Regions from separate parts of the Homo sapiens genome. Here region 2 is linked to region 1. A link is an interaction called in ENCODE POLR2A ChIA-PET data of the cell type or tissue named here. Cell type or tissue: OCI-LY7. All regions are shown on one strand. Links, peaks and the distances in the headings refer to the core of each region. The heading gives the core; the rest is flanking DNA. Region 1 overlaps IUR1 (imatinib upregulated ABL suppressing lncRNA 1). Region 2 overlaps FCHSD2 (FCH and double SH3 domains 2).

Evidence for each region. Peaks named below come from ENCODE experiments on the same cell type or tissue, not always from the same donor. Only the 100,000 strongest peaks of a DNase experiment are listed, where the experiment ranks them.
Region 2: POLR2A ChIA-PET joins it to region 1 with 8 read pairs; 4 of 35 experiments call an interaction of 5 or more read pairs at or near these places.

The regions. Positions count from the first base shown.
Region 1 is chr11:73,156,833-73,172,038 of GRCh38, forward strand. It overlaps IUR1 (imatinib upregulated ABL suppressing lncRNA 1), which reads right to left. Exons shown (of 4, transcript XR_950294.3): 2 at 7,875-7,938; 3 at 5,708-5,839; 4 at 1-1,181. Among named protein-coding and RNA genes, the nearest start is that of IUR1, 18 kb to the right of the region's middle. RefSeq lists enhancers at 485-534, 545-684, 835-1,014. In OCI-LY7, for the core only: no CTCF peak of the experiment used is centred there; a DNase peak (open chromatin) is centred at 8,493; H3K27ac peaks cover 1,073 bases.
Region 2 is chr11:72,854,032-72,870,632 of GRCh38, forward strand. It overlaps FCHSD2 (FCH and double SH3 domains 2), which reads right to left. Exons shown (of 20, transcript NM_014824.3): 13 at 13,834-13,995. It also overlaps the pseudogene RNU6-672P. Among named protein-coding and RNA genes, the nearest start is that of ATG16L2, 48 kb to the left of the region's middle. In OCI-LY7, for the core only: no CTCF peak of the experiment used is centred there; no DNase peak of the experiment used is centred there.

The DNA.
Region 1 (15,206 bases), core at 6,795-10,794:
GGCTAGGACCAGAGGTGGAATGTTCAGAAGCACGGAGGGAGGAGCAGAAGCTGAGAACCTGGAGCTGATGGAACCTACAGGTTGTGCCATCTCTCCCAGACATACAGTAGAGCAGAGAAGGGACAGGAATATCCAGCAGGGCATCAGCTTGCAGCTTCATATCAGCAGAGCTGGCTCAGTCCTTAGACACCATCCTATCCAGCCCAGGAGAAACAGGTTTGTCCAGGGCAATTGATGAGGATGCATAGTATCACAGTGGCTGACCCTGGGCTAGATAGAATTCAGAGGCTTTGTCCTCCAGCCCAGTGCTCCACCCATTGCCCCAGCTGCCACTACATTGTTCAATCCAATCTACGTTTACTGATGGTGTGCTCTGGATTGGACACTCTTCCAGGCACCATGGAGACCACAGGGATCCTCCCCTTCACTGCTGTCAGGAGCTTTCAGCTGCATGGAGGAAGTCAGGTTGGGCTCCAAGACCTAGACTCCAAGTAGCATGTGGGAAGTGAGACAGCAGCAGGCATGAACACAGTGCTGGGGAGTGGGGTGAGGAGGACCTTAATGGCACAAGTGCCATGAGCAATCCTTAGACTTCAGATCTCCCATCTGTCCCAAGAAGAGACTGGAGTCAACAATCTCTGAGGTCTGCTAGCCTCTACCCTCCTTTGCCTTGCAAGGATTGGGAGGCAGGGCTGGGTCCAGCTTCTGGTAGGCTAGGGGATGGGAGGCAGAGGAAGTGGCTTGAGCTGCTCGAGCCACCCCCGCCTGCCCACCCCGGGGCTGTCCCATTACCGGCAGGGAAATCACAGACTCAGCGCTCAGACATCTGGGAGGTGCTGGGTGGCCTGGGTATTTTTAGAAGGCCAGAGGCAAACATGCCTGGAATCCTGGGTGTTGCTGAGCCAAAGAAGCTGGGAGGCCAGCAGAGGGTGAACCAGAAGAGGTGGCCTCGGCCCGGGTCCTAACTTCACCAAGGTCAGCTGGACTTGCCTTTCCCCAGAGGCTAGTGTTCAGGCCTATGGTGTGCAAGCTCTGGTTCCCCCAACTTGTCACTCACTTCTGCTTCCTTCTGGGCAGTCAGCTGCAGAGCTGTTACAGGGCCTCAGGGAGAACACTTGATCTCTTGATTCATTCAGCCAGTTCTTTCTGTGCTTTCCGTGGTCCAGGTGAGCTGCTGGGCCCTAAGGATACAGAATAGAAAGGAGGCAACCCTGGAGGGGCTCAGATCTGTTGGGTTGGGGGGGGTGGTGGGAAGATGGGAACACAGACAGTGATAACACCTTGAGATCACTTTGGAAGAAGAAGAAGTATGGGCCTGAGGGAGCTCAGAGGGTCCCCATCTCCCAGGATTGCCACAAGGGCCAGCTGATTATCTATGAACAAAAATGTAAGCTGCCCAGCTAGGGGACCAGCTCTGGGTATAACTAAGTTGTGATTATCAGTCCTTTCTAGAGCCATGCCTTTTCCTTTAGCGTGATTTCTGAAAGATAACATCTCAGAAGTGGAATACAAGGTAAGATTATCTTTTCAGCTGCTGACTTATCAACTACCAGAAAAAAATGCCCAGTTTGCACTGACAGCTCTGTCCCTGTCTCCTTCTCCCCATCCTATCCCTTCCAATCCCTCCAGGCAAATCCACACTATCATATTACAGATAAAGACTCAAGGTCCAGAGGGGCAGGTCCAGCCCAGGTCGGCTCTGAGCTATCCGCGACCTGCAGATTCCCAGATGGTTGAAACCACAGGAAGGACGCTCCCAGGCCTGCCTATCAGAGGAAGAGGGCTAGGGCATGGAGTGGGCAGAGGGCAGGAGTCCAGCCCCACACTGGGCCCCATCACAATTGACACTGTAGCTTAAACCCGATCTGTCCCACTCACTCCCCAGGATTGACTGGCCTTTCAGCCCAGGATTTCTCAAACTGGGCTCTTCAGTTTCATGAGTTTCCAGCCTTATTCATGGATGTCTGCAGATATGCTACCTGAATTTTTTAAGTTTTGTACGTTCACTTTAATGATAATCTAAACACATTCATATGAAAATATTCTGGCTTGACTGGAATGCACAGCATCTTATGAAAGAGGCTGCTCTAAGCGTCAGTGTCCATATCCGGATTTATCAGCAGACTAGTTCCAAAGAATCTAAGGGAACCACATTTAACATCAATGCAGTGTCTCAAGCTGACTTAATCAAGTTTGAGACTCATTGCTCTAGCTAAAATGCTTATTTCCTTCCTGTAAGATCCTGGGTAGAGAAAGAAGGATCTCAGTTGGGATCAGAGGCCTGGGTTCTAATTTTGTCTCTGCTTCTAACTCACTGAATAGCCACAGACAATTCCCTATCTGTGTCTTGTTCTAGATCTCAGTGTATTCATTTGTAAAATGGGAAGTTTGAGTTAGACTATCCCTATGGTCCCTTTGGGCTCTCACATGCCAGGATTCCAAATTGTGATTGAGCTGCCCTCTCACAGCCACCCCTGCCCACCCCACACCCCCACACCATCCCCACTGAGGCCCAGTGCTGCCGGGGGCTCCTGGGTTGAAAAGTAGAGCCTCCAGGAGGGCGGGTGTCAGGCAGATGTAAAGGGGGTGGCCTGAGTGGGATTGAAGGTCATCAGGAAGAAAGCCACCAGGCCAAAGAGAGTACTTACACCCAGCCAGGCTGTCAGCTGAGACCTACCTCCCCAGGCCAGGAGGGCTCCTCCCAGGATAGTGGGGGATCAGGGAACCCACCCCTCACCTGTGTGGGATTCTCCTCTAAGATTCACTGTCAGCCATCCACCCTCCTACCCCATAGCGCTGCCAGGAACCTAGAGCAACCTTCTCCTATAACCCCCTCCCCCATTCCAGCTCACACTGGGGTCTCAGGGAACAGGGCCCCCAGTCAATGCCAGAACAACCCCACTGACTAGACCTTCCTCAGCTCCCATCCTTTGGGCCTGCCTAACTCCTATAGATTACCTAGAATTCAGATTAGGAGTTCCCTCTGTCAGGAAGCTCTCCCAGATCCCCCATTCCAGGCAGGCTCAGGACCTTTATCCAACCTGCCATCTGTACTATCCTCTGTCCCTGCACTGATCCATCTTAACTGTTTTCTGTTGATCTCTCCCTCCTGGCTCCCAGCTGCCTTTGTTAATTCAGACATTGTGGACATGACATCTTTCTCGCTTTGCTGGGAAATGATTTGAAGCTCTGTCCCTTGGCCAAGAAATTCTAGACCTGGAAAAGCACCTGGAGTAGTAGGAAGTTTTCTCCTGACCTCAGGGCTCAGACATGCCTGCCCTCCAAGTCGATGCTCAGCAGCACCGGGGGCAGGCTTTTCCTGCAAAGGACAGTTTGCTGAACAGATAAACTAATCTGGGCACCCTACATCCAGGCCTATCAGTTTGTCCTATCTTGTCGTTCTCTACCCTACGGAGTCTTGTGGGGACACAGGCCAGAGGAGTGATGTCACATGGGAGGACAGGGCAGGATGGGAGGGAGGAATGGGACTAAGGAAATGCTTGGGGAGTAGGTGGGGTGTCCCCATCACATCTAGGTGGAGGTGGCTATGTCTTCATCTGGGTGTGAGACCATCCTAGCTCTCAGTATCCTGGTCCCCACCCTAGCCCAGTTGAGGAGCCTTCAGAGGCCAGAGGTCATATGTCATCACCTCCCAGAGAAACCCTGCCTAGCCCCAAAGTTGTCTGTTCCCAGCATACCAGCCCAGGAGAGAGAGAGCATGGGGCAGTGAGTCACCAAAGTATATGACTTTGGGCATATCACACTCCCGTCTGTACGATGAAGAGGTGGACTCTGTAAACACTAAGGGCTCGTCTGGTCAGGACAGTCTGTAGGCAGATGAAGTGGAAGAGACTGCTCCTGTGTGCAGGTGCTGGCTGGGTGCTCCCGTGTCTCTCGTCCCATCTAACTGCTCGGCCAAGGAGGGAGAAAGCTCCATGGAAAGCTTTGCCTCTGCTTGAGGCAGAGAAAGGTGGCATGGGCATTGTGTGTATGTGATAAAAATATACGCGGAATATAAAAATTACAATTTTAACTATTTTAGATGTACAATGATGTACAATGCAGTGTCATTAAGTACATACACAATGTTGTGCTCCACTATCCATTTCCAAAGCTTTTTTTTTTGAGACGGAGTCTTGCTCAGTTGCACAGGCTGGAGTGCAATGGCATGATGGCTCACTGCAACCTCCGCCTCCCAGGTTCAAGCAATTCTTCTGCCTCAGCCTCCTGAGTAGCTGGAATTACAGGCACCCGCCATCATGCCCCTCTAATTTTTTTGTATTTTTGTAGAGATGGGTTTCACCATGTTGGTCAAGCTGGTCTTGAACTCCTGACTTCAGGTGATCTGCCCTCCTCAGCCTCCCAAAGTGGTGGGATTACAGGTGTAAGCCACTGCGCCCAGCCCATTTCCAAAGCTTTTCATCATCCCAAACAGAAACTCTGTAATTATTAAACATTAACTCCCCATTCCCCTTCCTCCTACCCCTGATAATCCTCTTATTCTGCTTTTGGTCTATGAATTTGCCTTTTCTAGGTACCTCATATAAGTGGGATCATACAATACTTGTTTTTTGTGTGTATCTGGCTTCTTTCATAATGTTTTCAGGATTCATCCATGTTGTACATGTGTCAGTACTGCATTCCTTTTTAAAAGTTGAATAATATTTCACCTTATGGGTATACATTTTGTTTAGCCATTCATCTGTTGATGGACAATTGGGTTATTTCCACTTTTTGGCTATTGAGAATAATCCTGCTGTGAACATTGGTATATAAGTATCTGCTTAAGTCTCTGCTTTCCATTTTGGGGGATATAGACCTAGAAGGGAAATTGCTGGATCAACTTGGTAGCTCAATGTTTCACTTCTAAAGGAACCAACAAACTGTTTTCCACAGTGGTTACACCATTTTACATTTCTATGAGCAGTGCACTAGGGTTCCAATTTTCCTACATCCTTGCAAACACTTGTAATTTTCCTTTTAACAAAAAGTTATATCCATCATAATGGGTGTGAAGTGGTATCTCATTGTGGTTGGCCTGGAGATTTTTTTTCAAAAAACATATTTGACCAGGTGCAGTGGTTCGTGCCTGTAATCCCAATGCTTTGGGAGTCCAAGGCAGAGGATTGCTTTAGCTCAGGAGTTCGAGACCAGCCTAAGCAGACTCCTGTCTATACAACAACAACAACAAAATAATTTAAGAAAAAATTAGCCAGGCACAGTGGTGCACATTTGTAGTTCCAGCTTCTTGGGAGGCTGAGGATCACTTGAGCCCAGAAGTTCAAAGCTGTAGTAAGCTATGATTACACCACTACACTCCAGCCTGGATGACAGAGCAAGACCCTGTCTCTAAATAAAAAACAAAGCAAAACAAAACAAAACAAAAACCGTATTTTAGCTGCAGGGTTCTTTAATCAGAGGAAAAGTTACCCAAAGACTGCATGAAGGCTTTGGTGAGGAGTTGATAGTGGTTAACTGGAGGCAAGAAGGGCAGGTAAGGTCGCATGGGGCTGATAACTATGCACGTGCGTGTGCGTGCATGCGTGTATGTGTATTGAGGGGGTGCTCGTGTGTAGAGGGCACTTTCTCTTGGTCTCCCTCTCCCTGACTTGCCCCACACAGAGGTCTTTTCTGAGGAACCCAGTGGCATAGTATAAAAGTCCCTGACTAATGGTCACTGAAGTCACTTCCTTTCTGGGATACTTACCGGGAGGAGGCCATGTGTAACAGGGGCAGGAAGCTTCTCTATTTCGTCGTTAGGGGAGGACTTAGCAAGTCACCTTGGAGGAGGCCCTCTCTGTTCTGTCCACCACTTGAGTTTATCAGATGTAAGTAGCACCTGGGAGACAAAACAGGACCTTTTGTGGCCCAACAAAGGCTGCCTCTCCTAACATCAAATGGGATGCAGAGCTGAAGAAAAAGGCAACATATTTGGGAGGAGTGAGACGTTGACAAAGGAGCCCCAGGGCACAAATGGAAGAAGGTCCAGTCACTTTCCTTGTGAGGTTCAAAGTTATCTGGCTGCTAAGATGACCATCCCCAGTGAGCCCCACTTGTTGGAAGGAAAGAACCCCTGAGCCCCCAGTGGTGTAGGAAGGAGCCTTGGACTGGTGGCCAGGCTTAACTCTGGGGCTGAGGACCTAGAAGCCCCTCTGGACCTTCCTCCTGGTGAAACTTGCTGGAGCTCAGGAGTGTGAATGAAAGCTTGGATTTGGGGGTCATGTGTTCACAGCTGCTGGGACTCTGAACAGTAAGATGGAGCAAGACTGGGACTCAAGAGTGCCTTTGTTGGAAAGGAGCTAGTGTAGTCCCTGTGGGTTTTGAGCACTCCTGTGACATGGGGGAAGGCCTCCAGAGGGCCAGATTGAACTTCCTGCTGATAAAATCTTGTGGAGCTCAAGCAATTAATGGGGAAAAAATTTGGCCATAGTTTTTACCTTAAGCTGGTGGAGGGACCACACAAGTTACATGCAGTTCTCAAGTTATTTGGTTCTCTAGTTCCAGAGGTGGGGCAGGATGAGGGGGACCAGGAAAGTATATTATTCCTTTTTGCACCCAAGCCAGCTCAAGACAACCCTGGGGAATGGGAGGGAAAGTCTCTGGGCCTCTTTCCTTACTTAGGTTTCCTTCGTGGGTCCCCTTCAAGAGCCGCTCCTCATCTTCAGGATTCCACCATGGCCCCTTGCCTATGTCTACAGCCCATGATAGTACTCAAGTACTCAGGCTATTTCCTGTTCACTGTCCCTACAAAGCTTATCCAGCCTGGGTCCAGGTTCCTCTGTTCCCCATTAGGAGCACTGAGCTCAGCTAATAGACCAAATTGACCGAAGGAGCTGGTGACAACAGTTGGTTAATCCAGCCACTAAGGGCTTCACATGCATCCCTTCCCTGACTCCATTCACATTTCACCAAGGATCACAGTTACTCCAAAGGCACAACAATCTGAGCAAAAGGTTGCTGGAATGTGCTGCTTCAACAGCCTTTCAGCTCTGTTGTGCAAAGAAGGTGTAATTCTACTGGTGGAATTTTAGGCACTTTGAAAGAATGTTTGGGATATAGTTTCTTGCAAATAGGCAACCTTTGCTCACCCACAGAGAAGACAGCATTTTCTGCCTACACATGAGGGAGCCTACGTGAGGCCCAGCTCCAGTTGTGACCTTCAGTTCCACTCCCTAGGCCAAGATGCTAAATTCAGATCACCCATTAGTTCAGAAGCAGGTTAGACCAGTCACCATAAGCATGTGCCTGGGCAACCAATCTTGTTTATGCAAAAGGAGTCTTTAGTCTGCAATGTTTTGCACACCCAGCACACAAATGAAAACAGTTCTTGACTACACTTGGAAGGAAAAGAAAGAAAAGCAGGATAAAGGGCAAGATAAGAGAAGATAGCAAGTGCCAAGGAACTGAATCCTATCAGCCACCAAACCTTCATTTAAGCAGCCTGCTCATCTATGACCTACATTTATGAATTCTTTCTTGCAACCAACCAATCAACCTTCATTCAACTAATCAATGAATGAACCAGTCTTCATTCAGTCAAGCATTCTGTATTTATTAGGACTACTAATTTCATTCATTCATTCACTTTCTCTAACAAATCAACCTTCATTCAACCAGCAAATAATAAGTAGCTATTCACTCTTCATTTATTCAACTAAGTATTCCAAATAGCAAAGCTCAGGGCTGCAAGAGACCTCAAAGACCTCAAAGTTCAACCCACTGCAACCTTATAGGAATTCTGTCCATTACAACCTTGCCAAAATACACAGCTCATTACCTTCAAAGGTTGCCTGGTCTGTTATGGAGCAGCTCTGACTGTGAGAAAAATATTTTAAAAGCTGAAATGGAGTCTGCCCTCCTTGTAACATCCATACCTGGTTCTGATACTTCCTTCCAGGCCACCCGGAATAGCTCAGCTTCTGTGCTTGGAGACCTTGTCTGCAGGCAAAGGTGGAGATTATGTCCTCTGTGGCCCCTTCTCTCCCTCCCCTGTCCCTGTGAGTGATGTTCCCTTGTTGTTCCAGTCTCTCTTCTCTGGTCAGGAAGGTACCACTCAATCCAGGGCTTTCTCCTGGTTTGGGATTTGGAATGGGAGCCCACATTCTAAGTGTAATGTGGCAAGGGGACAGTCACCCCCAGTTCTGAATGGACTAAGCTCCAGAGTGTTTGTCATGACAGCCATTTTGCTCAAGGGCTCTCCCCTCACCCTGTTCCACAACCCTCCACCTCCCTTATCTACAGCTGAACGCCTCAGAGCAGCTAAGCTATGGACTTGCTGGAGATTTCAGAGCTGGTTCAACCCAAAAAGCTTGGGGCCCAAACTGGAAGACAGGGATTAAGTTGGGCCAGCCATTCATTCCTCTGAGGAATTTGAACCTGAGATCTGAGGAGGAAGCTAAGCTGTTGGAAACAGGAGATGAGGCAGGAAGACTCAGAAAAGAGGGAGTGGGTAGCTGCCTGAGTCAGTGCAGGCTATGAGAAAGCAGAAGCTGAGCTAGGGCAAGGGACAGGAGGGATCCACTGCATCTGTAGGGTTGTGGGAGCAAGTGACAGCAAAAAATGACCAATTTAAGCAGAAAAATAATGTGTTAAAAGGACTCTGGGTAATTTGCATAAACTGATCTCCAGTTAAGGGGTGATTTAGCAGTGTGGTATATATTTGGTTCTGAAGAATTATAACACACGACAGGAAAAAAATATGTTTCAGAAAATGTAGGTAATTCTGTAAAGTGATGAATATGTTAATTAGCTTGATTGTGGTAAGCATTTCACAATGTATACCTATGTAAAAATATCACATTGTACACCTTGATTATATATACATTTTATTTCTCAATTATACCTCAGTAAAGCTGGAAAAAATATGACTTCAAATTAATATTTTTCCTTCTGGGTACATAATTTAAAAAATTATTTGATATTATAATTATAAATACATACAATATACAAAATTTTACAATATAAAATTATATATTTTATATTGTATATTTATAATTTTTATGTTGTATATTTTATAATTTTTACAATATAAAAATCATTTTATATTGTAATTTGACATCTATGTAATGTACAATGATTTAAAAATCAAGTCATTTTTCTCATATATAACAAAAATTCAGATCTGAAATTATATAATGATACTACCATAATCACAAGAAAATTTACAATTTCCTCCATGCCTTCTAAGGAAAATATACCTAGGTAGGTTGCAGGTTTTTGGTTTGCTGAGAACGAAGTCTTGTTCAGGGTCAGGGTGATGGCCTTTCCTATGCTAGATCACAGCCTTATATATCACGGGTAAGGAAGAGAACCCCAGAGCTAATTGTGCTATAAAAAAAGTAGTGTGGGGAGAGGGCAGGAAAGGTGGAGGTGGGGTTCACTGGTGAGGAGAGGAGCCTGGGGTTGCTTGAGAGGAGAGAGAGTTGCTGTGGACTGTTTGATGTAAAACACTACTCCATCTCTAGACAGGAATCTACAATACAATAACCATTCCTCACTAAGGCCTTGAGGTAAAGATTTACTTTGGGGCAATTCTAAGAGAAATGTTGAGTCTTGCTCTTTGGCGAGGGGTATAAATGGAGGCACACACCTAGGCTGCATTTTAGGATCCTGCCCAAGGGTTTTTTGTTTTTTTTTGTTTTTTTTTTTGAGACAGAGTCTCACTCTGTCACCCAGGCTGGAGTGCAATGGTGCAATCTTGGCTCACTGCAACCTCTGCCTCTGGGGTTCTAGCCATCCTGGTGCTTCAGCCTCCCAAGTATCTGGGATTACAGGCGTGTGCCACCATGCCCAGCTATTTTTTGTATTTTTAGTAGGGACGGGGTTTCACCATGTTGGCCAGGCTGGTCTCGAACTCCTGACCTCAAATGATCCACCTGCCTCAGTCTCCCAAAGTGCTGGGATTATGGGATTATAGGTGTGACCCACCGTGCCCAGCTCCTGCCCAGGTTTTTTGATGGGCCATTCAATTCTCAGCTGAAACTGGGTATTAATCATTACCCTATGTAAAGAACCAAAGGTGAGCCTCCCTCTCCATCACTGCCAAATTACCAGGGCAGGCGATCCAGCTGAAACAGAGATGGTGTTGGAATGTTTCCCCAAAGCCAGGGGGAAGTTATATCTTTGAGGTCAGCATTCTGACCTAAGAATGAATTTTTCAGAAGGTATATTAATCAGGATTCTTTGGGCTGCAAATCATGGAAATTCATCTCTAGTGTGTTAAGGAAATAAAATAAAGCCCAACCATAAAAGGGGAGTTTGGAATTATTGGCTCACATAAATATGAAAACCAGGAGTATGGCTAGCTTCAGGAATGGCTAGATCCAGGCACACAAGTCAAGTCACCAGGAATCTATCTCCATCTCACCACTCTTTCTTCCTCTGTGTTGGCTTCCCTCTCAAGTTACTCTCCCCATGTAGTAGAAAAGTGACTTCCAAGAGTTGCATCTTGACATCATCAGCCCTGCTAGAAAATGTTGACCTTCCCAGTAGTTCTGGGGAAAGTACCAGTCTCATGTAGCTAACTGGATTATTTCCCCAACTCTGGAGTTGGGAATGTGGGGTCCGCCACATAGGAATTCCTTGAACTGAGAGTAGAGATGGGAAAGTCTCTCAAAGGAAATCAAGGTGCTGATAGCAGAAATGAGAGTGGCAAGACAGCAGTCAGTGAAAAATGAGGCCATGTACCCTGTGCAGTGAGCTCAGGGACTGATGTCAAAAAAACCCCAAACTTCCTTATGTGACCCAGGCTGGAAACTGATATTTAATCCAGCCTTGAAGGACACGTGATTTATTAAGAAACCAGTGTCTCCAGGAAGGGGTGAGGTGGACTGAGGCAGATACCCTGGGCTGATTTGGGTCCCCACTCCCTCTCCTTTTGGCCTTAGCTATGGAGACAGGATTTCCTGGAGCTGGACCTGCTGCTGCAGGGCTGGCTACCAGACAAGCACTGAAACCCTAGGTCAAGGCCACATGCTACCAAAACAGAGAGACGTTTGCAGGAATGCAGCCACAGGGATAAAAAGAGGATGCTGAATTGTGATTAAAGCTTCCTGCTGTAATATTACAGGATGGTGGTAGGAGAGAGGGAGAGAAGTGGGAAAAATTAAGAGATTTTAGGTTCTGACAGCAAGAATCAAACACGGATTCAGAGCCACAGATCAATCCCTCAATTCCTGCACAAGAATGACCCGTGCCACTTAAGGAATATGCAGTGAGAAGGGGAGGCCAAGATTCACAGGACGACAGGAAGGAGAAAAGCGCGCCCAATATGCACTAAGATTGAAGAGATGTGTGCTATAAGCCATAAGATGTGCTTGACCACAGCATGGAAAATCTGGTCCTGCTAGAAGAGATATCCGTGGATGTAATTTATAGGGAAACCTCACTGAAAAAAAGCAGAATTCCCTGGAAACTGGATTTCCTATGCTGGATATCTTCCATTCCCTACCCTTTCCCACCCTGCTCTTTACAGGAAGATAACCACTACAGCCTTAATTAACAACAATCTGTGCTTCTGGCTTCAGGTTGGGTTTGGCCAATGGAGAGGCCCAGCTGGAGATGAGAGGAAGGGAGGAGAGGGAGGTCAGGGTATTTATTCCCGCTATTTTTTTTTTTTTTGAAATGGAGTTTTGCTCTTGTTGCCTAGGCTGGAGTGCAATGACATGGTCTTGGCTCACTGTGACCTCTGCCTCCTGGGTTCAAGTGATTCTCCTGCCTCAGCCTCCCAAGTAGCTGGGATTACAGGTGCCTGCCACCACGTCGGCTAATTTTTGTATTTTTAGTAGAGACGGGGTTTCATCATGTTGGCCAGGCTGGTCTCGAACTCCTGACCTCAGGTGATCTGCCCGCCTTGGCCTCTCACTTACTACTGCTTTTTTTCTTGTGACACTCCCTTGGGCTGGCCCTGTCCCTCAACTAGACTCAACTGCCCCTCTCAAAGTGGCAGACTCTCTGTGACTCTTTCTCATTCCAGATTCCAGTAACTGCTCTGTCTTTTTGGCCATTCAGGCCTAAAGGTGATGACAGCTCTGCTGTTCCCCTACACTTAGTAAATAGTCCCTTCATAAATAAAACTACCTTCCATTTTCATCTGTTTTCGTCGGAATCCTGAATGATATTACCCCTGACATTCTCCCCATTAGGTAAGGTGATTTGAAAGGAGGAAGGTGGGGCTGAGCTGGGCAGTCCTCAGAGAATATGAGCGAACCACGGAGTTATGGCTGGAGGAGCCAGTGCTGACTGGGGAGTTGGAGGGAATGCAGACACACCGCTCAGCCTCCTGAATCTGAGACCCTGCAGGACGGGGGTGGGGCAGGCAGGAGGTCAGCACTCACAGAAGGTTCTCGGAGCAAGCCTGAAGCCAGGGGCTAAAGCCCTGGGGATACTCCCTTCCACAGGGAAAGTCTGGTCACCAAGAGGATTGGCACCTGCTGGCACCTCACAGGACCCTGAACATGTGGTCAGATTGAAGGACAAACTAAGGGACGCCAATGACTCAGGAGTTTGAAACTTTCTGGCACACATTTTCATCGTGACCAGGAAGGCCACCCTGTGGCAGATGCCCTCTGAAGAAGCTCAGTAAATGCATCATTGTTTTCCCTTTACAGGAGATGGGGATCTCAGAGCTGAGGCAGGCAGGGGCCAACCTACTGCTGGGAGGATCAAAGATATGGGGACGGGACTTGTCTCTGAAGGCAGGGGAAGTGAGAGAGGGGTCCAGATGGAAAATTCCACGAGTCCCACTAGCCCCTTTGGATGCTGATGCTTCTACATTTCAACCAGCAGTGGTTCCAAATCTCCATGTTTGTCTTCCCTGTCAAAGCTAAATGTGGGGGTGAGGAAGCAACCAAGAGGATGCTTGAAGAGACTGCGGGGTGCCTGCAAGAAGGGGAGGAGCTTCTCCGGGCACGCTCACTGAGCTCGAACCCTGCAGGCTCATCCTGTGCTGCTGTGGAAATAAAGTGTGGCGAGGAAGCAGGGCTGTGGGCAGGGAGGACCTGGCCTGTGTTCCTGTGAGGCTGGGGTCATTTGTGAATATAGATAATGGACCAGAGAGTTCCGAAGGTAGCAGGCCCATGGAGGCACCTGGGTCAGCAGAGCTTGTCAGGACCAGGGTATGGTGGGTTTGGGAGGAAAATAGAGGCACCCCTCTCAGTTCTTCATACTTCCCATGGCTCCATGGGAAAGAGCATGGGGGTTAGAGGAGGGGCAGGAACCAGAGAGCCAGCCGGCAGCCACTGGGCCAAGCAGTGGGCCCCTGGACCTGAAGGAGGGGCTAGGGGACAGACAGATGGCAGGGTAAAAGAAGGCCAGGCTGCCCGTATCTGTGGGAGTCCTGGGCAATGAGGGGGCCAAGGTAGGATTGAATCCCCCAGGAACCATACATATCACCTCTGTGGAGCCCAGCACATCACAGACGCTGCTAAGGGCAGACAGAACCAGAGTAAGGCCAAGAAGCCCTTTCCCCTGCAGAGTGTAGTCAGGCCAGCAGGAGATCTCACCAGACTGCTTCTCCACCCCCAGGTGCTAGTGGCCAGAAAAGAGAGCAGAGTGTGTAACTGGCATGCCATTCCCCATTCCACAGCAAGCCCTTCAAGCACAATTCTAGCCTGGCTGGGGTAGGAGGATTGCCATTAATTGGATAGGAGATTGAAGTTTTAAACTAGACTGATCTGAGTTGTAATAATTGAACAAGACCAATAATTGAACTTCAATTAAATAATTGAAGTTATTTAAAAGAAAAACCTCTATCTATGACGTTTTAAAAAAAGAGGAAAGTGTCAAGAAAAAATAAAAGCAAAAAAGCAGGCAGGCATGGTGGCTCACACCTGTAATCCCAACACTTTGGGAGGCCGAGGTGGGAGGACTGCTTGAGCCCAGAAGTTTGAGACCAGCCTCAGCAACATAGTGAGGCCCCCATCTCTACAAAAATAAAAAATAAAAAATTAGCCAGGTGTAGTGGCATGCACCTGTAGTCCCAGCTACTTGGAAGGCGGAAGTGGGAGGATCACTTGAGCCCAGGAGGTTGAGGCTGCAGTGAGCTATGATAGTGCCACTGTACTCCAGTCTGGGCAACAGAGCAAGACCCTGTCAAAAAAAAAAAAAAAAAAAAAAAAAGGCAGAATTGTTCCATGTGTCTGCCTCAAGTAAAAATTCCTCAACAACCACTTGCAGTAACACAATGGCCACTGCCCTCCCATCTCTACTGGAGTGCCTCCAGGAAGCTGAGAAAAGAGCAACTGAACCAGAGTGCCTGCGAAAGTCCTGAGACTTACTCTGATCGGATCATCTTGGGTCACACGCCATGCCTGACCCAATCACTGTGGCTGAAGGATGGATGCACGGATTGTTCAAGCCTAGGTCATGTTTTCCCCGCTGGAGTTGGCTTCCCTGGAACCGGAGTGATCCCAAAAGAAATGTGAGAACTGCAGGGAAGACAGAAGGAGGATGAATGTGGGGGAAATACTGAATTGAGGATTTACCCCATTCTCTCACATGAGAGCATAAAGTTTCTGCCTCAGGAAGAGAGTGGGACTAAAACTAAAATTTCAGGTGTTCTATAATTCTTAGAATAATAGCCACTGATATACTTAAAGACTGTGTTAAATAAATGGTTCATACAGAGTAACAGGGCAGAATTAAAATCCTCCAGTAAGAAAAGGGAGCGAGGGAGAGAGAGGAGATAGCAGAGAGTCCCTAAAGGGTGTCCAGGGCCTGACGACTGGGTGGGGCATCAAGATGGAAGGAGAACAGGGCTGAGCTGCTTCCGGAGAAAGCACATGTCTGATGGGAATTTTGTGAGGTGAAATTGTGAAAGTGATAGTGAAGGAAGCCACTAAAAAAAGCCTTCTCTTCTATTTCCCATAGGAAGCCATCAGTTAAAAAGTCAGTCTCTTCTGTCACAGACCACAGTGAGGAGACATGATGACTAAATGCAATGTGGTACCCTGAATTGGATCTTGGAACAGAAAGAGGACAAAATGGGTGAAATCCAATTAAAGTGTGGAGTTTAGTTAATACTAATGTACTACTGTTTCTTAGTTGTAACAAACGTAGCATAGTAATTTAAGAGGTTAACTGGGTGAGAGGTATAATTGTATAAGATGACTCAGTCCCCTTTCCCTGGGAGCACTCGGGCTGGGGAGTATGCTGACTGCCATGCACAATGTGGCCATCTAGTCTATGAGAAACAGGGCCCAAGACTG
Region 2 (16,601 bases), core at 7,331-11,330, 300 kb before region 1:
CCCATTAGGATGCTGTTATATATATTTTTAAAAACCCAGAAAATAACAAGTGTTGACAAGGATGTGGAAAAATTGGAACTTTTATACACTGCTGGTAGGAATGTAAAATGGTACAGCTGCTATGGAAAAACAGTAACATGTTTCTTCAATAAATTAAACACAGAATTACCACATAATTCAGCAATGCCATTTTGGGTATATACCCAAAAGAACTGAAAGCACAGACTTGAACAGATATTTGTAAACAAATGTTCACAGCCACATTATTCACAAAAGGTAGAAGCAACTCAAATGTCCATTGAGAGATGAATGGATAAGTAAAATGTATGTATATACCACAAACCAAATAAAAATGTGGTATACATACATACGATGGAATATTATTCTCTGTCTGTCTACCTATCTGTCTATCTGGTTAGAGACAGGGTCTCGCTCTGCTGCCCAAGCTGGAGTGCAATGGTGCGATCATAGCTCATTGCAGCTTTGAACTCCTGGATGCAAGGGATCCTCCTACTTCAGCCCCCCGAGTAGCCGGGACTACAGGAACATGCCACCATGCCCAGTTTATTCAGTCTTAAAAAGGAGGGAAATTTTGACACATGCTACATATGACATGGGTGATCTTTGAGGCCATTATGCTAAGTGGAATAACCCAGTCACAAAAAGATAAAATACTCTGATTCTACTTATTTGAGGTATGCAGAGTAGTCAAATTCATAGAGACAGAAAGCAGAATGGTGATTGTCAGAGGCTGCATGATGGGGAGTTATTGCTTAATGGCCAGAAAGTTTTACTTTTGCTAGATGAAAAGAATACTAGAAATGGGCCAGGCACGGTGGCTCATGCCTGTAATCCCAGCACTTTGGGAGGCCGAGGCAGGCAGATCACGTAAGGTCAGGAGTTCGAGACCAGCCTGGCCAACATGGTGAAACCCTATCTCTACTAAAAATACAAAAATTAGGCCAGGCACGGTGGCTCACACCTGTAATCCCTGCACTTTGGGAGGCCGAGGCAGGCAGTTCACCTGAGGTCGGGAGTTCGAAACCAGTCTGACCAACATGGAGAAACCCTGTCTCTACTAAAAATACAAAATTAGCCGGGTGTGGTGGCGCATGCCTATAACCCCAGCTACTCAGGAGGCTGAGTCAGGAGAATCGCTTGAACCTGGGAGGCGGAGGTTGCTGTGAGCTGAGATCGTGCCATTGTACTCCAGCTTGCCTGGGCAACAAGAGCAAAACTCCGTCTCAAAAACAAACAAACAAACAAACAAACAAACAAACAAAAAAGACCAAAAAGTTGCTGGGTGTGGTGGCAGGTGCCTGTAATCCCAGCTGCTCAGGAGGCTGAGGCAGGAGAATCACTTGAACCCGGGAGGCGGAGGTTGCAGTGAGCCAAGATCATGCCACTGTACTCCAGCCTGGGTGACAGAGTGAGACTCCATCTCAAAAAAAAAAGAGTTCTGGAGATGGATGGATGGTGGGGATGGTTCCACAATGATGTGAATGTACTTAATGCCACTAAACTTACACTTAAAGTGGTAAATTTGTATATTTTACCATACACACGAACAAACGTGAAAAGCACACTCTCTTCTGAAATGTAACACAAGGAGAATAATTTTTTAACCCAGTTTCAAGGTATATTACCCATCATAGCTAAAAGGCATTTATTAATTGAAATGGCATTGAGTGTAAAAAATGAGTTAGATCCACAGGCACTTACCTAGAGCACTGTCCGTGATATAGTGAATATAAATAATATTTATATGAGCATACGTATCTGACAGGGGAAGGCAGAATGAGAAGAATAAAGACTGGAGAATAGAGGAAATGACTGACTTGCTTTTTATATACATCTATACTCTTTGAACTATTAGAATATGCACGTTTTACTTTTTAAATTAAAAACCTAATAAAGAAGAGACAAACAGCCTCAAATATTTGTTTCTTGCCCGCTACACCCAAGCACTTATTTGGCTGCTTTTTCCCATATTCAAACATACAAAAGCACCAATGTTTACACATTTAAGGTTACAAAGAATGGACAGGCAGGATTGGCCTTCATAGGAGAGCCATTACATTAATTAATTAAAGTATCAAATATCTACTGTATGTAGAAAACTACGCTAGCCTCTTTGATGGATAGAAAACGAAGGACACAGTGTCTCCTTCCAGTGGTTCACAATCTAGAGTGAAGGATACTAAAAGGAGAGGCCAAGTGCATGGCCCTGGGAATGCGGAAGAGGCCACTGGAGAGAAGTCAGGATATGATGAGTCCAAAAGTACAGGCTGCCTAGCTGTCAAGTTCTACTTTTTCATGAATTAAATGGCTTTCTCTTGAGTAATTATCACTGAAGTTTTAAAACTGACTCTCCTCTTAACCACTGTTTGCCTAATACAATTCTATAGCACTGTATACATGTATCAAAATGTCCTTCTGTATCCCATAAATATGTATAAATATTATGTGTCAAATAAAAATAAAAGGGAAAAGATTACACAGAATTGTGGAGAGTTCCAGAATAATAAATTATATATTTTTCCTGACATATTTATTGCCACCATTTCAAAGCTGCTGAAATATTCTCATTGATAACTTTACTGAAAATTCTCCACAGCTGAGTGAGGAAATCCTGTGCTATCTCTTACAAATTATTCATCTATCATCAGTCAGTTCGGTGGCAAAACAGTCTCACATGATACTGAGTCTTTTGCCACTCACTAGTTAGGAGCATAATATTCAGAATCACAGACTTATGATTCTATTGTTTTCCAACAGGGCATTGTGCCACATAAAAGAATCATGCTAGAAATTGCCATAAAATTAACTTGAAATGTATTATATATACTTAGAAGACATTGCCTTCATATTCTAGGAAAGTTTACAGGCATTTAAAAAAACAGTGGGTATTACAAAAATCAAAACAAAACACAACACCCATACATTTATAAAAATGTGGGTAGAACAAGTTTCCAAAAATATACATGTACTGTGCTTTGACACTGGGAATCAATCCAAAACATTTTATCTTGGCAACCCGGTTGATACTAAACATTCCTTTTTTCCTCCTTTATTTGGAGTTGATTTTTGGATTCCCATGGAAGGCAGTAAGAAGGCTGCAGTGCCAGCAATAGCGGTCACTGTCATATGCTTCTGCATTGCTCTAGCTGCTTTCCAAAGCATGTCATCTCAGAATAATTTCTTCCTTTTTCCTCTTCCACTCTCTTAACTGAACTGTTACACTGTTTTCTTGACCCAGCATTTCTAAAATCACATGCTTCCTCTGTCTCTTAAGGACTGCTCTCTCCTTTTCTTCTTGTCACTTGACAGAACTTCAATCAAAACTATTCTTTCTAGCCATACTAACGTTTACCCTTTCTTAGATGTTGTAAAATGCTTACTCCTTTTTTTTTTTTTTTTTTTTGAGATGGAGTTTCACTCTTGTCGCCCAGGCTGGAGTGCAATGGTGTGATCTCGGCTCATTGCAACCTCTGCCTCTTGGGTTCAAGCGATTCTCCTGCCTCAGCCTCCGGAGTAGCTGGGACTACAGGTGTGTGCCACCATGCCCAGCTAATTTTTGTATTTTTTTTTTTTTTTAGTAGAGACGGGGGTTTCACTATGTTGGCCAGGCTGGTCTTGAACTCGTGACCTCAGATGATCCACCTGCCTCGGCCTTCCAAAGTGCTTGGATTACAGGCATGAGCCACCGCGCCCGGCCAAAATGCTTACTCTTATTGCAGAGGCAGGAAAGATGATCTTTTTGAGTTGGTTTTGGGAGCCATCTTCTTGTACTCATTAAAAACACCTCTGAGGGGCTCAGCTTCATGGCACAATCATGAGGTAGAAAGCAGGGTCTTGGGGTCTGGCCAACTTGGGTTTGAATGTTGACTATGTCACTTACTTGTTGTGTGACCTTGGGCAAATTAACTCCTCAATTTCAATGACCTCGTCTCTCTAATGAAGACAGTTACTTCTTCACAGGGTTAGCATAAAGATTAAATGAAGTAAAATATTTAAAACCCCTAACACATGTTTGGTGCATAGGAGGTACTTAATAAAGCATTAGCTTTTGTTTTTACGAGGAAGGGAGAATCCAGATAAAGAATCTGGTAATACCTAATACAGAGGAAGACAGCTCCTCAATATTTACTAATAGAATCTCTCAACTCCACTGGACAGAGAAGTAATCACAGTGGACATCACTCCAAATACAACATGAGTAAGTTATCAAAGATGATGTTAACCAAAGGAATATAAATCATTCTATTATAAAGACACATGCACATGCATGTTCATTGCAGCACTATTCACAATAGCAAAGAAATGAAATAAACCTAAATGCCCATCAATGGTAGACTGGATAAAGAAAATGTGGTACATATACACCATGGAATACTATGCAGCCATAAAGAAGAATGAGATCATGTCCTTTGGAGGGACATGGATAGAGCTGGAGGCCATTATCCTTAGCAAACTAACACAGGAACAGAAGACCAAATACCGCAAATTCTCATTTGTAAGTGGAAGCTAAATGATTAGAACATGGACACATAGAGGGGATCAACAGACACTGGGGCCTTTCGGAGGGTAGAGGGTGGAAGGAGGGAGAGGATCAGGAAAAATAACTAATGGGTATGAGGCTTAACACCTGGGTGATGAAATAATCTGTACAACCCCCCCATGACACAAGTTTACCTATGTAACAAACCTGCAATTATATCCCTGAACTTAAAATAAAAGTTAAGAAAAAGATGATGCTAAAAATATCAGGAAAATGGATTTGTGCTTCCAGGCAAGATGGAGTATCAGGGATCAGATTTAACCTCCTGTCAGAAACAACTGAAAAACTGTTCAAAATATATGAAAGAACAGTTTTCAAGACACTGGGCATCACTCATGAAGGACAGTGATCCCTGGGGGATGGGAAACAAACAAACTCCTACAACATACTGTATGAAGAAAGTTTTTAGGTTATGACATAGGGAGAAGAAACCCAGGCACATGATGGTGACCTCCCTGAACAGAGGAGATGAAACTGGGAATTTAGTAAAGCCAAAGTGGAGAGAGCTCAGGATGCGGAGTATAGCAGTCTCCCCTTATGTGTGGTTTGGCTTTCCATGGTGCCAGTTACCCAGTCAACCATGATCTGAAAATATTAAGTGGAAAGTTCCAGAAATAAACAATTCATAAGTTTTAAATTGTGTGCCATTCTGAGTAGCCTGATGACATTTTAGTGTTTCAGTCTGTCTCCCCAGATGTGAATCACCCCTTTGTCGAGTATATGCAAGCTATGTAAGCTACTTGTCCATTAGTCATTTAGTGGCCATCTCGGTTATCCCAATTGACTGTCACCATATCACGGTGCTTGTGTTCAAGTAGCCCTTATTTTACTTAATACTGGCCCCAAAGCACTACAGTAGTGCTGCTGGCCTATTGTTATAGTATTCTATTTTATTACTAGTTAGTGTTGTTAATCTCTTACTGTGCCTCATATATAAATTAGCTTTATGATAGATATGTATGTATAGGGAAAAACACAGTATACATAAGGTTCGGTACTATCTGTGACTTCAGGCATGCACTGGAGGTCTTGAAATATATCCCCCACAGATAAGGGGGGACTGTAATGAAGAAGAGAGAGATGCGCAGAACTTAGGAAATCTGCAGAGGGTCCTCCTCAAGACTTTGGCTGAGTATTGGTCAGTACATATATGTGAAGAAATTACCCAAAGCTAGGGCTAGAAGCACTAAAAAGGATTAGGAAAAATAATCCTCAGAACTCACACAGGTCTGAGAATAACTCCTGCTCCCTCCTAAAAGAGTAAAAACTTCATAAGGCACAGGGCACCCAGTAGAGTATTAACATTAGTAAGGATACAGAACAGCTGTCCCCAATCTTTTAGGCACCAGGAACCAGTTTCATGGAAGACAATTTTTCCATGGACTGGACCCTTGGGGTACCATGAGGGAAGGTTTCAGGATGAAACTGTTCCATCTCAGATCATCAGGTATTAGATTCTCATAAGGAGGGTCCAACCTAGATCCCTTACATGTGAAGTTCACAATAGGGTTTATGCTTCTCTGAGAATCTAATGCTGCCTGCTGGTCTGACAGGACGCAGAGCTCAAGCAGTAATGCTCCCTCTCTGGCCACTCACCTCCTGCTGTGTGGCTCAGTTCCTAACAGGCCATGGACCGGTAAAAGGTTCGTTCCAGTCTAGAAGACTAGAACAATACTATAACCAACCTGACTTAATTGACATTTATAGAACATAACCCCTAACAATAGCAAAATATACATTCTTTTTTTTAAGAACACATGTAACAGTTACCAAGATATACGTTTATACTGGGTTACAAAACAAAGCTCAAAAAGTTTAAAAGGGTTCAAGTATGTTATTTGACTACAATGGAAATAAACTAGAAATAAAAAACAAAAAGCTATCTGGAAAAATCTCCAAATATTTGGAAATTCAGTAACACACTTTTAATTACCCATCAGTCAAAAGAAGAAATTAAAACATAAATTAGAGGCCAGGTGCAGTGGCTCACTCCTATAATCCTACCACTTTGGGAGGCTGAGGTGGGTGAATCGCTAGAGCTCAGGAGTTCTAGACCAGCGTGGGCAACATAGTGAGACCCCATCTCTACTAAATATACAAAATTTAGCTGGGCGTGGTGGTGCTGGGAGGCTGAGGCATAAGAATCACCTGGGAGGAGGAGGTTGCCGTCAGCTGAGATTGCATCACTGCACTCCAGCCTGAGTGACAGAGCAAGACTCTGTTTGAAAAAAAAAAAAATGTAAATTAGAAAATATTTTGAACTGGATAAAAATGATGACACAACATACCAGAATTTGTGCAATGGACCTAAAGCAATACTTACAGGGAAATGTTTAGCACTTAATGCCAATATTCAAAAAGAAGAAAACTCTCAAATCAATGACCTCAGTTTCTATCTTACAAATTAGAAAGGAGAAAATTAAATCCAAATTGAACAGAAGAAAAGAAATAATAAAATCCTGAGTAGAAATCAAGAAAATAGAAAAGAGAAAAACGAGGGAAAAATCAATAAAATCAAAAGCTGATTCTTCATAGAGATCCATATAATTAATAAACCTCTAGCAGAATGATCAGAAGAGAGGAGACATGACCAATATCAGGAATGAGGTGATATCTCTACTAATTTTCCAGATAATCAAAGGATAAAGGAATATTATAAACAACTTTGTGCCAATAAATCTGACAACTTAGATGGAATGGACAAATTCCTTAAAAGAGACAACTTACCAAAGTTCACTCAGAAGAATAACCTTAATAACCCTGTATCTACTAAAGAAATGGAGTCTATTATTTAAAAACTTCCAAAAAAAAAAAAAAACTCCAGGACCAGATAACAGCCCTGGTAAATTCCACTAAACATTTCAGGAAGACGAAATTCCATACAATTCTACACAAGGCTTCCAGAAACTTGAAGAGGAGAGGATACTTTTCAAATCATTTGGAGACAAGCATTGTAACAAAACCAGACAAGAATACTACAAGGAAATGAATGGAGATGGAAGCATGCTTATCAGAGTCCTAGCAAACCAGTTCCAATCAATATATAGAAAGGATAGGCCGGGCGCGCTGGCTCATGCCTGTAATCCCAGCACTCTGGGAGGCTGAGGCGGGTGGAGCAACTGAGGTCGGGAGTTCAAGACCAACCTGACCGACATAGAGAAACCCTATCTCTACTAAAAAAATATAAAATTAGCCAGGCATGGTGGCATATGCCTATAATCCCAGCTACTTGGGAGGCTGAAGCAGAAGAATCGCTTGAACCTGGGAGGTGGAGGTTGCGGTGAGCTGAGATCATGCCATTGCACTCCAGCCTGGGCAACAAAAGCGAAACGCCGTCTCAAAAAAAAAAAAAAAAAAGATAATATATCATTACCCAAGTGGGGTTTACCAGGAATGTGAAGCTGGTTTAATATCTGAATAATCATCAATGCAATTACACCATATTAGCAGACTAAAAAAGAACCATTTGACAAGATCCAACATCCATTTCTATTAGCAAACAAAATAGAAACAGAAGAAACTTCTTTAACATGATAAAGGGCATCTACAAAAACCCTACTGCTAACTTCATACTTAATGGTGAAAGACTGAATGCATTCTTGCTAAAAGTTCAAGAACAAGGCAAGGATTTCTGTTGACTCTCACCACTTCTATTCAGCAATTTTATAGTAAGAAGGAAAAAGGAATCCAAATAGGAAAGGAATAAGTAAAACTGTCTTTATTTGCAGGTGACACGGTTATATAGAAAATCCTATGGATTTACAAAAAAGCTACTAGAACTAATAAGTGAGTTTAGCAAGATTGCAGGATATAAGATCAATATACAACAATCAACTGTATTTTTATGGATCAGCAATGAACAATTGGAAACTGAAATTTAAAAAATCATTTACAATAGCACCAAAATTATGAAATAGGGGTAAGTCTGACAAAGGATATGCAAGATCTATCTACTGAAAACTACAAAACATTGCTGAGAGAAATTAAAGTCCTAAATAAATGGAGAAGTATATTATGTTCATGGATTGGAAAACTGAATATTGTTAACATGGCAATGTTATCTTCCAGTTGATCTATGCAGTCATCATAATCCTAATAAAAATCCTGATAGGCTTTTTGGGGTAGAAAACCAATTTTAAATTCATATGGACATGCAAAGGACCTAGAATACCCAAAACAACTTTGATAAAGAAGAAAGTTGGAGGACTTACACTACCTGAAGTCATGACTTATTATAAAATTACAGTAATTAAGTCAGTGCAATACCGGCATCAAGCTGGACAAACAGATCAATAGAACAGAACAAAATGTCAAGAAACAGACCCATACATATATGATTAATTTTTTTTTTAAAGAGACTTGCTCTGTTTCCCAGGTTGGAGTGCAGTAGCACAATCATAGTTCGCTGTAACCTTGAACTTCTGGGTTCAAGATACCTTCTTGCTTTAGCCTCCTGAGTAGCTAGGACCGCAGGAATGTACCACAATGCCTGGCTAGTTGAAATTTTTTTTTTTCTTTTTTTAGAGACAGGGTCTACTATGTTGCTCAGGCTGGTCTCAAACTCCTGGCCAGAAGTGATCCTCCCACTCAGCCCAATGTGTTGGGATTACAGGCATAAGCCACTGTGGCAGGCCTGAATAACTGATTTTTGACAATGATGCAAAGGCAATTCAGTGGCGAAAGGACAGTTAAAAAAAAAAGTTCAAAAAAGGGACAAAGAACTCTGACTTATTCTGTTTACCATAATAAAAGATAAGCTCATGCTGAATTACAGATTTAAATGTAAAACCTAAAACTATAAAACTTCCAGAAGAAAACCTAGGAGAAAATCTTTATGACCTTGGTTTTAGGCAAAGATTTCTTAGCTACCACACCAAAAATATGATCCATAAAAGAAAAATTGGTAGGTTGGACTTCATTAAAATTAAAAATTTGTGCTCTTTGAAAGGTATTAAGGAAATAAAAAAATAAGCCACAGACTAGAAGAAAATTGCATAAATCAAATATCTGATAAAGGATTTGTATTCAGAGTATAAACTCTTAAAATGCAATAAAAATAAAACAAACCCAATAAAAATTAAACAAAGATTTGAACAGACACTTCACCAAAGAAAATATACAGATGCAAATAAACATATGAAAAGATGATCAACATTATCAGAGAAATGGAAATTAAAATGACAATGATTTACAACATCACACCTATTAGAATGTCTAAAGTTAAAAAGACTGACTATAGTAAGTACTGATAAGGTTGTGGAACAACTGAAACACTAGTACCCCGTTGATGTAATTGTAAAATGGTATAACCACTTTGGAAAACAGTTTGTCAGTTTCTTAAAATGTTAAATATATACCTATTATATGACCCAGCCAAAGCATATGATCTTAGCAGTTTTAGAAACTCCTTATCTTACCCTTATCTCCAACATCATTATTAAGCATGGTTCTCACAACAACCAAAGTCAGAATTTATTTATATGCAACTCTGCAGATGTTCATACTCTAAGTGAGGCTGTACAACAGAGTAGACTGGCAGTTTGCCCTTGCACATTAGTTGGGGAAAGTGGCTGAAAACGGGGAAGTGATGTTAACATTGTGGGCTATAGTTTGAAAATGTAAGCAATAAAAGAACAGGGTGGGCATAGTGGCTCATAAATAAAAGATTAGAAAAAATAAAAATATGGACTGGGTGTGGTGGCTCATGCCTGTAATCCCAGCACTTTGGGAGGCCAACGTGGGCGGACTGCTTGATCCTAGGAGTTTGAGACTAGCCTGGGCAACATGGTGAAAAATACAAAAATTAGCTGGGCATGGGGGCATGAGCCTGTAGTCCCAGCTACTCAGGAGGCTGAGGCAGGAGGATCCATTGAGCCCCAAAGGTTGAGACTGCAGTGAGCCATCAACAGCACCACTGCACTCCAGCCTGGGCGATAGAGGGAGACCATCTCCAAACAAACAAAAATACACATTATGTTGTACACCATAAATATATACAATTGTTTGTCAATTAAAAAATAAATAAATAAGAGTAAGGAAATACACCAAATTGCTAGCTGTGCTATTATAAGGATGGAGCTATTAATCATTTTCTTCTGTATTGTATTTTCCAATTTTTTGGTAATCTGCTTATATAACTTCTTCTATTGCAGAATTAATATAATATCAAAAGTCAGGTTGTCATCTTGGTATGGCTTTTGAATAAGAGAAGCAGGATGATAAGAGAAGGGAGGCTGAGTGACACAGGCTGATGGGGTTGCTGGCAGCAATCTAACAGGGGAAGCTGCATGCAGGCTCCAGACACCTGCAACTGAGTAACTGTGTCAGTGGACTGTTCTCCTTTAAAAACAACGTTGCTATACTCTGGGATTCCTTTTTTCCAATCTTACATTCTGTACTATAGCATGATACAGAAGGCAGAGTTAATACCCAAGTAAGTATAGTTCCTTCCTTATTCTATAAGGGAGTAGTCTGTGTCTTTTTAAAACATTTATCTTCCACAAGGCACTTTTCAGTTGCACTATTAATGTCTAACAGTAGTATTAATCATGTTTTCCAGATGACGAATGCTTTTGTTGGCAGCTGTAATGGAAGAAATAATTTAGCCTCTAGAATGTGCATTTCTGCTTCATGTTCCTCAGCCAGCTAGCTGTCAGTATGAAGAGATACAACCCCCTCTAAATAATTTCAGTGCTGTTACTTAAAAGCAGATTAAATAAATATAGGTCCTCATTAAGCTATTTTGTGCCTATGTCTCTCCTTTATTTATATTATTAGATCTTCCACAAAATGTAATCTCTCAGTTGAAAGATGCAGGCTCCATAAGAGTGATGAGGGGGAAGAAAAACGTCGGATGGAATTGCAAAATGCTCCCTTCACAGAGGATATGTATGTCTCTAGAGGAGTGATTTCTCTGGACAGGTCTCAAAAATACTCATTTATTCAATGCTTACTACTACTGTACTAGGCACAGCTCCTTCATTCCCTTCCTTCACAACGAGAACAGCCCTTCTTCTTTATCTCCTGTTAAAATTCTTCAAAGACTATCTCAAATGACATATCCTCCATGGGGCACACTTTCTTCCCTATTCTTCTAGCTGATATTGAGCTTTTCTGATAGTATTTCAAAGAATCATGAGATTCTGGAGTTGGTGGGGGTGGGGAGTGGGAATCTCAGAGTCTTTTAATCTTTCTTTCAGAAACCCAAGAGAAGTGACTTTTTCCAAGGTGTGCAGATGAGTTAGAAGTAAGCAATCTCAAGTGTGCTACACAGTAGTCCAGTCATACACTGCCATGTATCATTAAGATCTATGAAGATCTGTCTGGTCTCCTAGCTTGTAAATTCTATGAGGAGGGAGACCAAGTTTTGTTCATCTTCAGTTTGCCCAGGAAGTAAGTACAAAGTTAGATGGTATGTGCCTGCTCAGTTCAAAGTCAGATGGTATATGGCCCCTCAATTGATTTGGTTAGAAAAGGTGCTAGCTGAAGGAAAATCATGGGTTTGATTGGTTGGAAACAGTCCTGCTGTAGAAGCCCAAATCAAGTGGGCCTGGAATTTGCTGTCATCAAAAACTCTACAACAGTCTGAAGTAGATGAGCATTATGACTTTTAGAAAGTGCAATAGTAGGAGATATTCCATGAGATGGAGCAACTCTGTTCTGTTTTTTGTTTTGTTTTGTTTTTTTTGTTTTTTGAGACAGAGTTTCACTCTTGTCACCCAGGCTGGAGTGCAATGGCATGATTTTGGCTCCCTGCAACCTCTGCCTCCCGGGTTCAAGCGATTCTTCTGTCTCAGTCTCCTGAGTAGCTGGGATTATGGGCGTCTGCCACCATGCCTGGCTAATTTTTGTATTTTTAGTAGAGACAGCGTTTCACCATGTTGGCCAGGCTGGTCTCGAACTCCTGACCTCAGGTGATCCATCTGCCTTGGCCTCCCAAAGTGCTGGGATTACAGGTGTGAATCACCATGCACGGCCAGAGCAACTCTGTTCTAATAACAACTGGGGAAGTGCTTACAACCCCAAAGTCAAGTGGGTGATGTTTCTTTTTCCCTCTAGCTGGATTAACATTAATAGTTAAATGAAAATAAAGCTTCAATAGATTGTTTTTCCTTAAAATGTAGACCCACACACAACCCTTTTTAAATGTGCAAGTGTATTCTCATTAGAAAATTAGAATGCTATGTGAAAAAATTGACAAAACTTCCAAGAATGTTGAAAAATTTTCGTCAGTTTCGCTAGCAAGCCTGCCTGATATCTGAAGAGCACAAGCATTTAAAGAGGCACTATGAAGACAGTGGGAAGTTGGGAGGTTAGAGTTTTAGCTTTTAGTTTGCCACTATTCCAACTAGCCACTCACCCATCCAACCATTCACTCCTTCCTTCAAAAATATTTAAGTACCAACTATGTGTCAGGCACTTTGCTGTGCAGAGCAGAGAACCAGGAAGATATGGCAATTACATTCTAGAGAGGAAGACAACAATAAACAAAAGAAAACAAATAAAGAAGGCAAGTTCAAACTGTAATAAATACCATTGAGGAAATAAACAGGATGACAGAGAGTAATGGGTGGGGAGGTGACAGTAGGAATTACATTAGTCTGACTAGCAAGGCATCACATATCCAGCTATGTAATATCAGGCAAATCAACCGAATTTTTCTGGTACTTAGATCTCCAACATGAAAAACTAAGGTTGAACCAGATGACATCAGAGTAGAAAAAGCCCTGGACTTGAAGTAAGGAGACTTAAGCTGTGTCCTGGCCTTGTCTGTAAAACTCACCTACACTCTCTCTATGTGAGGAGAATATGAAAGCTGTCAAGAATTGAAGTCACCTTCAGACTAAGCCCACGTACTAAGAAGAACATTCCTTTCACTTAAGATTTTGTGCAAATCTCTGGATGTTTATTTTCATTTTCACTAAAGAAGACCTCTGAGAACTTCAGAGACACTAGATTGTTTTCTATTCTATTACTTCCAGACACGAAGCATATTTACTCTATGAATGGGATGAGTTTGGTAGATAGGCATCGATAACCCAAATAGTGATAACATATTCTTCATCATACATTAAAAAAAACACTCATTTTTTCCTCTCTTTCACTTCCCGCAATAATTTTAAATCAATTAGTGATAGGCTGAAGAATAAAACCTAAATCACTAGCAAACTATTATCTTTTTAAAAAATTTTGGCTATTATTAAGTTTGACTACAGAGTCAAAGCATGCTTCAGTGAAAATCAACTTGTCATATCCAAGAAAAGAAATCGTACCGAGTGTAAAGTGCCATTACTGGTCACTGCAGGAGGGCGGGCCCATCGCTCATTTTCCAGTTCTTCCATTACTTGGTTCATGGCACTCTTTAGCCATGTGTCCACAGAAACACCAATCTGCTTTAGCAGGTCCAACCGGGCTTCAGCTTTCAATTTAATTATCTAGAGAACCAAGAAAATGGTCGGAAATCAAGGCTTTTATTATTCACAATAGCAAAGATAAGGAATCAACCCAAATGCCCATCAATGATCGACTGGATAAAGAAAATGTGGTACATATACACCATGGAATACTATGCAGCCATAAAAAGGACAGAGATCATATCCTTTGCAGGGACATGAATGCAGCTGCAAGCCATTATCCTCAGCAAACTAAGGCAGGAACAGAAAACCAAACACTCCATGTTCTCACTTGTAAGTGGGAGCTGAACAATGAGAACATACGGACACATGAGTGGGGGAGAACAACACACACTGGGGCCTGTCAGAGGGCGATGGGTGGGGAAGGAGAGCATTAAAAAGAATAGCTAATGGAGCTGGGCTTAATAGCTAGGTGATGGGTTGATCTGTGCAGCAAACCACCATGGCACACATACCAGGATTACTTTTGCACCACCCTAATAACAAACCCGCACATCCTGCACACGTATCCGGGAACTTAAAAGTTGAAAAAAAAATTAGCTAGGCATGGTATCATGGGCCTGTAGTCCCAGCTACTTGGGAGCCTAAGGTGGGAGGATCACTTGAACCCAGGAAGGGGAAGTTGCAGTGAGGGGAGATCGCACCACTACACTCCCGCCTGGGTGACAGAGCAAGACTCTGTTAAAAACAAACAAACAAACAAACAAACAAACAAACCAAGAAACTATATAACCGTCATGAAAGGAAATTACTTAAAAGGAAAAAAAATCATACATGATCCTATCAGTCTTACATGGCAAATATTCTCAAGGCTTTGTCCACATGCAGACATATTTTTGCACAACTGTATTCTTGGTGGCAATGCAGCTTAGCTTTTACTTTTTAAGTTACCTTTTTTTTTTAAATTTTTTATTTTTTTGAGATGGAGTCTCACTCTGTCACCCAGGCTGGAGTGCAGTGGTATGATCTTGGCTCACTGCAACCTTCACCTCCTGGGTTCAAGCAATTCTCCTGCCTCAGCCTCCCAAGTAGCTGGGATTACAGGTGTGTACCACCACACCCGGCTAATTTTTGTATTTTTAGTAGAGGCGGGGTTTTGCCAAGTTGGCCAGGCTGGTGTCGAACTCCTGACCTCAGGTGATCCACCTGCTTCAGCCTCCCAAAGTGCTGGGATTACAGGCATGAGCCACCTCACCCAGCCAAGTTACCATTTATTATAAACTTCTTGTTTATATCCCTATCAAAAAAAGGAAATCAAGGCTTTTTTCCCTCAAATTAATTAAGTTCTTCCTAATCGATTAATTACAACAATCTTGATATTCACTAGCAATTCTTCCCTGGCACAGATGCTAATTTTTCACTTGAAGCAGGGCAAGAGAAGGGGAAAGGGAGGGGAGATAGTGAAGAAGGGAAAGAGAGGGTTGGGGGGAGGGAAGAAGAGAGAGAGAGAGACAGAGGCAGAGAGACAGAGAACATGAACAAAAGAAAGGAATCAGGGTCTCCTAACAATGGAATACTTGCTTTTTTTTTTTTTTAATAAAAGTATGGAATGCTTCACGAATTTGTGTGTCATCCTTGCATAGGGGCCATGCTAATCTTCTCTGCATCATTTCAATTTTAGTATATGTGATGCTGAAGTGAGCACATACTTGCATTTTGACAAGGGCATGGTATTGATGATAGATCAAATATAACTTGTGAAGAGGAAGAGATCAAGAGTGATAAAGTCTGTTTCCTTTTCCTGTTCATAATGCTATGCCTCAGAACACCCTGAAATCCAGCATTTTCAGTAGCCTTCTAACCCATTTCCTGGACTTTTTCTCCTCTGTAATCCATCTTTTACAGTCTGTGAATGACCTCATCATGTTGCTCCCCAGTTTAAAAACTTTCATAACTCCTGACTGTCTACTGAGTAAAGAATTAACTAATTCTTAACTAGGAATAAAAAATATCTTTCACAGTTTGGCTGAGTTATTTCCTTCTACTGTTTCTTTCCACACCCCCCTATGCTCCCACCCCACTGTCCCACTTGCTGTTCCTCTGATCCATCATGTGCTTGCGTGCCTGTGTGCGTGCCAGTCCCTCTGTAAAGGCCTTCTCATTGCTTTTTGATGCCTGGTGAGTGCTTATCTTTTGACGGTCCGTTCAAATATTACCCTTTCCACAAAGATTTTTCTAAGTATTTCTCAACCTTCCTTAGGCAGTTAATAATTCCTTTTTCTCTGCTCCTAAAGCACTCTATATAGATCTAATTACAATGTGATAGGCACGAAATTATACTTAGCTATTTAACTAAGTATGCCTGTTTGATATAATTGGGGGCTCCTTTAAGACTCGAGCATTGACATTCAGCGTTATTCTCCTGTTATGTGTTCAGTAACCTTTTTTGAATAAATATCCTATATAACTGTGCTTCTACTTTTCCAAGAAAAGACTGAATAGGCTCTACCAATTCTTTCAAGATTGGCTCTACCAATCTTGAAAGACTGCCATTCAATGATATTGAGTTATAAACTACTGTGTCTCTTTAATAATAATAATTTTTAATATAAAAGAACTTCTCTCTAACAATTCTAACATTCTTCAGCACAAGCTTAAAGAATTCCCCCTTTGGGCCAGGTGCGGTG